Linked DNA regions of Homo sapiens: region 2 is linked to region 1. Evidence: chromatin loops called from intact Hi-C (ENCODE). Cell type or tissue: CD14-positive monocyte. All regions are shown on one strand. Links, peaks and the distances in the headings refer to the core of each region. The heading gives the core; the rest is flanking DNA. Region 1 holds the start of LOC124903282 (a long non-coding RNA gene). Region 2 overlaps LOC107984671 (a long non-coding RNA gene).

Region 1 (2,923 bases), core at 196-2,695:
CCAAATACCCCCTCCAGTTTCTGCAGTTTTCGTTTAATATTGGATGAAAGTCACGTTTACCATTCTCATATTCTCAGGAGCTTCTGGATCATAGTCCATACACTTGTGGTAAACCTGGTAAATGCACTCCAGAAATTCACAGGGGTTCTCATCTGCCTTTGGGAGAACTGCCCTGGCTTTATTTAAGCTCTTTTACATTCTTCTCTTTAACCCTGCCAACACATGCTTTTTATAATGACTGGACAGGGCCATTCCTCCATTGTTGGGGTCCCAAGTAAAATCTGCAAGTGGAGCAGCCATTTCTATTCCTTCCCCATCCTGGGGAGAGGAGCTGACACCTTGGCCTCTCCGGGTCCTGGGCTACATTTGGTAATCCTGGGAGGGCTGGTGCCCCCAGTACCACATGGGAGGGGAAATTTAAGATATTTATGAGGCCCATATCATCAATATCCTCTTCCTTTTGGGTCTTACTATCTGGAAAGAGAAATCTCTTTTTCCCTTTTCTCTACGTCATTCACATAGACCCCTCATGTGCTGAGTCTTTGTTATGTAATAAATGCTTAAACACATGGAATCTCATTTCATTTCCCAGATCTTAGGCAAAATAACGCCAACTGTAATAAGGTGTACTAATGTAAATCACTGTTCAGTAGCCACCATTTTTCAGATTCCAACACATACATAGGCCAAACAGTGTTACAATGAAAAAAAATCATTATCTTTTTTGTTATGAGTTCATAGCTATAAGCTTTCCAATAAGCCAATATACAGCCCAATGGCCACTTAGATGGAATGGAAGTCAAGTTGCCCATTCTCAGGGGAGAGATCAAAAGAACACAAACACACAGATCAACACAGAGTACTCCTGAACCAATTCCTGTAGAAGGAGACTGGGAAGTTAATAAATCTTAGGCTAACTGATACTGCAAAAGACCTGTGTCAGGTCCAAATGGCATAAAGCCCAAATGGCAGAGACAGAGGATTTCTAGCATGCAAACTGGTTTGATTTACCCAGTCTTGAATCCTGTCAACTTCCTCAACTATCATTTTCCTTATACTAATAAAGCATTGCAGGCAGCTGATGCCACAGAGGGGGAAGGAGGGAAAAGATGTTCTTGGCAGCTGCTGGGACAACCCTAGAATCCCAGCTGGGAGGTCAGCTAGCCACGAGCAGCTAATCCTCATGAGAAGTTGTTGCTCTGCCTGGTAGCATGAATGAGTAAGCCCTGGCATGATGCCACAGCCAATTGCTCCATCCATCGGAAACCAGGCACGCTAGACCAGTAGAGACATATAGCCCCATGCTGGGTGATAAAAAATGTAACCAAACTGTTGGAAGTAAGTGCTCGGTGCCACAGAGTGAAAATAGCACTCAGGCAAAAATTTTCTCAGCAAAGCAATTTACTTCTATAGAAGGGTGCATCTCTCAGATGGAGCAATGGTGAGAGCACACCAGACAAGGGAGGAGAAGGGCGTCTTATTCCTAATGCAGCTAGTCCCTACTGCTGTGTCTTTCCCCTGTTGGCTAGGGTTGGACCACACAGTCTAAGCTAATTCCAGTTGGAAATTTTAAAGAGAGTGAGTGTATGAGCTGGAGTGGTGGGGTGAGTAGTTTCATCAGGGAAGGACAGTTACAGAACAGGAGAGTAAGGATGCCTAAGGACAGAACAGGTGATAGAGGCTAGGAGGGGGTTGTTTACTGAAACTAGAGGCAAGGAGGTGTAAAGAACAAGGAAGTTAAACTTCAAAATGGAGAACAAAGAACAGGGAAGCTGAACATACTGACGTATTTGTTCTTTGAAGAGGAACTCAGAACTCATTGTACTTAAATGATTTTTTTCTCCCTCTTGAATTTTTTTTTTTTTTTGAGATGGAGTCTTGCTCTGTCACCCAGGCTGGAGTGCAGTGGTGCAATCTAGGCTCACTGCAAGCTCCGCCTCCTGGGTTCACGCCATTCTCCTGCCTCAGCCTCCTGAGTAGCTGGGATTACAGGCACCCGCCACCACGCCCGGCTGATTTTTTTGTATTTTTTAGTAGAGACAGGGTTTCACCATGTTAGCCAGGATGGTCTCAATCTCCTGACCTCATGTTCTGCCTGCCTTGGCCTCCCAAAGTGCTGGGATTACAGGCATGAGCCACCACGCCCAGCCACCATCTTGAATTTTAAAGGAAGTTAACAGGCTAACTCTGAAGAGGAATTTACTGTATCCTACAATCTCCCCCCTTTCAATTTTCATAGGCCTTCCTCTTCAAACCTTTTTAACATGTCTTGGCTTTGCTGCTTGACTTGATCCTCTAAAAGAAGAAAGCTTTTCTGAATAAGGTGGAGGAAAGTTAAGGGAGGTTTTAGTAGGTGCTGTTTCTTTGCACTGCCCCACGGACGCATGGTATGACACAATACCCAACAAGAATGAGTACACCTATTACGGCTGCAAGAGAAGTAAGAATCGAGGCTATGATCTTTTCCATCTACTGAACCACCTTTCTAGCCATCCTGAGAAAGGGTTATTGACTCCAGAATCTTTAACTAATTCATTGGATAAAGCAGTAAGTCCTTGTAAGACCCTTGTTATGCTCCCAGTGGGGGCAGTGTTGCTTGGGATAAAGGTACAGCCCTGAGTTTTAATCATAACACCAACACTGCCTTTTTCAGCTAATATCACATCTAGGGCCATTCTGTTTTCCCAGGCCATCTGGCTAGTGGGCCCCAATTGTTCTGCTATCCCTTTGACAGCATCCCTGGTGTAATTAATAAACCACTGCTAATTATAATAGACGTAATTTATCCAATCTATGTTTTTATTAATTGTCACCCACAAAATCCTGCAGCTATTTAATCTTGACTCAAATCCTGCAGCTATTTAATCTTGATCTTTAAATTTATCTGGTACTCCTCATGGGACTCCAATTGCATCTAAATAAA
Region 2 (2,923 bases), core at 236-2,735, 79 kb after region 1:
GGGTTTCTGTAGATGATGTCTTATTCAGTTCAGGCTGCTGTAACAAAAATACCATAGACTGGGTGGTTTAGACAACAAACATTTATTTCTCAAAGTCCTGAAGGCTATGAAGTTCAAGATCAAGACATCAGCCAGTTTGGCTCCTGGTGAAGACCCACTCCCTGGTTTGCAGTGGGACACCTTGCTCTCTCCTCACATTTCAGAGGGATAATGGTCTTCTCCCTCATGTCTCTTTTTATCAGGGCACTAATCTCATGAGGAGAGCTCTATTCTTATGACCTAATTACTGCCCAAAGGCCCCATCTCCAAGTATTAACACACTGGGGGTCAGAGTTTACATATGTAAACTTTGGAATGATATAAACATTTAGCCCATAGCAAATACCCTAAAGGTTGAGAATTTCCCTTCCATTATTAGTGTGCTGACAGCTTTTATCAGAAATGAATGTGGGGTTTTGTCAAATGCTCTTTATGTGTCTGCTGAGAACATCAAATGGTTTTTTTTTAAGTTTGTTAGTATGATGAATTATATTGATTGACATGAAAAATTACATCAACATTTGTTCCTGGAATAAACCCCACTTGGTAGTGATATATTATTCTTTTTATACATTGTTAGGTTCAAACTGCTAAAATTTTGTTTAGAGTTACATTTATGAGAACTATTGGTCTGTAGTTTTCTTCTAAATGTCTCTGGATAATTTGTCTTGAATGACATCGGAGAATTAGTTGGAAAACCTTTTCTTCTGGAGTAGTTTGTATAGAATTAACATGGCTTTCTTAAATGTTTAATAAACTTCACCAGTCAAGCATAAAGTTTTCTTTGTGGAAAGGTTTTTAACTGCAAATTTAATTGCTTAAATAGATCTATGGCTATTCAGGTTACCTATTTTTTAAGTGAGCTTTGGAAATTTGTGTCTCTTAATTACTTTTCCATTTTATTGAAGTTTTTAAATTTATTGACATAAAGTTGTTCATCATATTCTCCTATTATCTTTTTGCTATCTGTGTAATCTCTGAGGAAGTCATCTCTCATTTCTGATATTGGTTGTTTGTGACATCTTTTCTCCTCCTCAGCTTAATGAGAGGTTTAGCAATGTTGTTGATCTTCTCAACGAAACAGGATTTGGTTTTATTAAATTCCTCTCTCATTTTTCTGTTTTTTATTTCATTGATTTCTGCCCTGACCTTTATTGATTTCTTTCTGCTTCCTTTGGGTTAAATTTTATCTTTTTCTATTTTCTTAAGGAGGATCCTAAGATCATAATTTGAGATTCTTCCACTTTTCTAATATAGGTATTTAGCGATAAAACCTTTTAACCTAAGTAACAAACAGAGAGAGGGTCTTTAAAAGAAAAAGGTATTTATTTGGGAATAAAGTATTGCAATGGGAATACACGTGCCATAGTAAACTATGTGCATATTCAGGGAGGTAAAGGGAGACAAAGGTTTTCAAAAGAAAAACGAAGAGGATTACAAAATTGTTTTGAAATGATTATCCTTGGCTACAAAGATCACTAACAAGGATGACACCAATTTGAGGTTGGATAGGCAGTTGTTGAGTAAAAATCCTTGCAGAAATATTTTTAGATGATGTTGCAATGGCCTTTATGCAAGATGGTGGTTTTTGAGGTCTTTTGTGATAGTTATCAGGCATACAAGCATAAGAATTCTCCCTTCTTAGCTTTCCCCAGCTCTATTGTCAGGATTTTTGTTGTTGTTGTTGTTTGTTTGTTTTTCTGAGATAGAGTCTCACTCTGTCACCCGGGCTGGAGTGCAGCTGTGCAATCTTGACTCACTGCAATCTCTGCCTCCTGGGTTTAAGTGATTCTTGTGCCTCAGCTTCCCAAGTGGCTGGGATTACAGCTGTGCCACCAAACCCAGCTAATTTTTTTTTTTTTTTTTTTTTTTTTTAGTAGAGACGGGGTTTCACCATTTTGTCTAGGCTGGTGTGGAACTCCTGGCCTCAAGTGATCCGCCCACCTTGGCCACCCAAAGTGTTTAGATTACAGGCGTGAGCCACTGCACCCAGGCTTGTCAGGGTTTCTTTAACATTAGTGACTCCGTTTTGATTCTGACAACTTTCACAAAACTTTCTCTTAATTGTACTTTCTTATCATCACCCAATTTTTTATATATTGTATATATTTTAATTTTTTTCTTTTGATTTCTTCTTTGACCCAAATGTTACTTAGAAAATGTTATGTTAGGCTGGGCGCAGTACTTCGCACCTATAATCCCAGCATTTTGGGAGGCTAAGGCGGGTGGATCACCTGAGGTCAGGAGTTTGAGACCAGCCTGGCCAACTTGGTGAAACTCCATCTCTACTAAAACCACAAAAATTAGCTGGGCATAGTGGTGTGTGCCTGTAGTCCCAGCTACTCAGGAGGCTGAGGCAGGAGAATCTCTTGAATCCAGGAGGTGGAGGTTACAGTGAGCCAACATCATGCCACTGCACCCCAGCCTGAGAGACAGAGCAACTCAAAAAAAAAAAAGAAAATGTTATGTTACATTTCATGTGTATATATACGCACGTGTATATATACTCACGTGTGTATATATATACACGTGTGTATATATACACACACATATATAATATAATATATATAATATAATATATATAATTTATATATGTGTGTGTATATATATACACACACATATACACACATACACACATACATACATATATGTGTATATATATAATATATATATACATATATATATAGTGGCAATGGCGCAATCTCAGCTCACTGCAACCTCTGCCTCCTGGGTTCAAGCAATTCTCCTGCCTCAGCCTCCCAAGTAACTGAGATTACAGGCATGTGCCACCACGCCCAGCTAATTTTTGTATTTTTAATAAAGACGGGGTTTTGCCATGTTGGTCAGGCTGGTCTCAAGCTCCTGACCTCAGGTGATCCACCTG

The links. Peaks named below come from ENCODE experiments on the same cell type or tissue, not always from the same donor. Only the 100,000 strongest peaks of a DNase experiment are listed, where the experiment ranks them.
Region 2: a loop joins it to region 1, with 2.5 times the contacts of the local background. A loop is called at or near these places in 7 of 110 quality-filtered maps.

The regions. Positions count from the first base shown.
Region 1 is chr14:20,713,855-20,716,777 of GRCh38, forward strand. It overlaps LOC124903282 (a long non-coding RNA gene), which reads right to left and starts at 1,869. Exons shown (of 2, transcript XR_007064061.1): 1 at 1-1,869. In CD14-positive monocyte, for the core only: no CTCF peak of the experiment used is centred there; DNase peaks (open chromatin) are centred at 1,237, 1,767 and 2,297; H3K4me3 peaks cover 1,492 bases; H3K27ac peaks cover 2,407 bases.
Region 2 is chr14:20,793,254-20,796,176 of GRCh38, forward strand. All of the region lies in intron 1 of LOC107984671 (a long non-coding RNA gene), which reads right to left. The region is part of intron 3 of LOC105370397 (a long non-coding RNA gene); the gene reads left to right. Among named protein-coding and RNA genes, the nearest start is that of RNASE1, 8.1 kb to the right of the region's middle. In CD14-positive monocyte, for the core only: no CTCF peak of the experiment used is centred there; a DNase peak (open chromatin) is centred at 1,598; H3K4me3 peaks cover 849 bases; H3K27ac peaks cover 1,814 bases.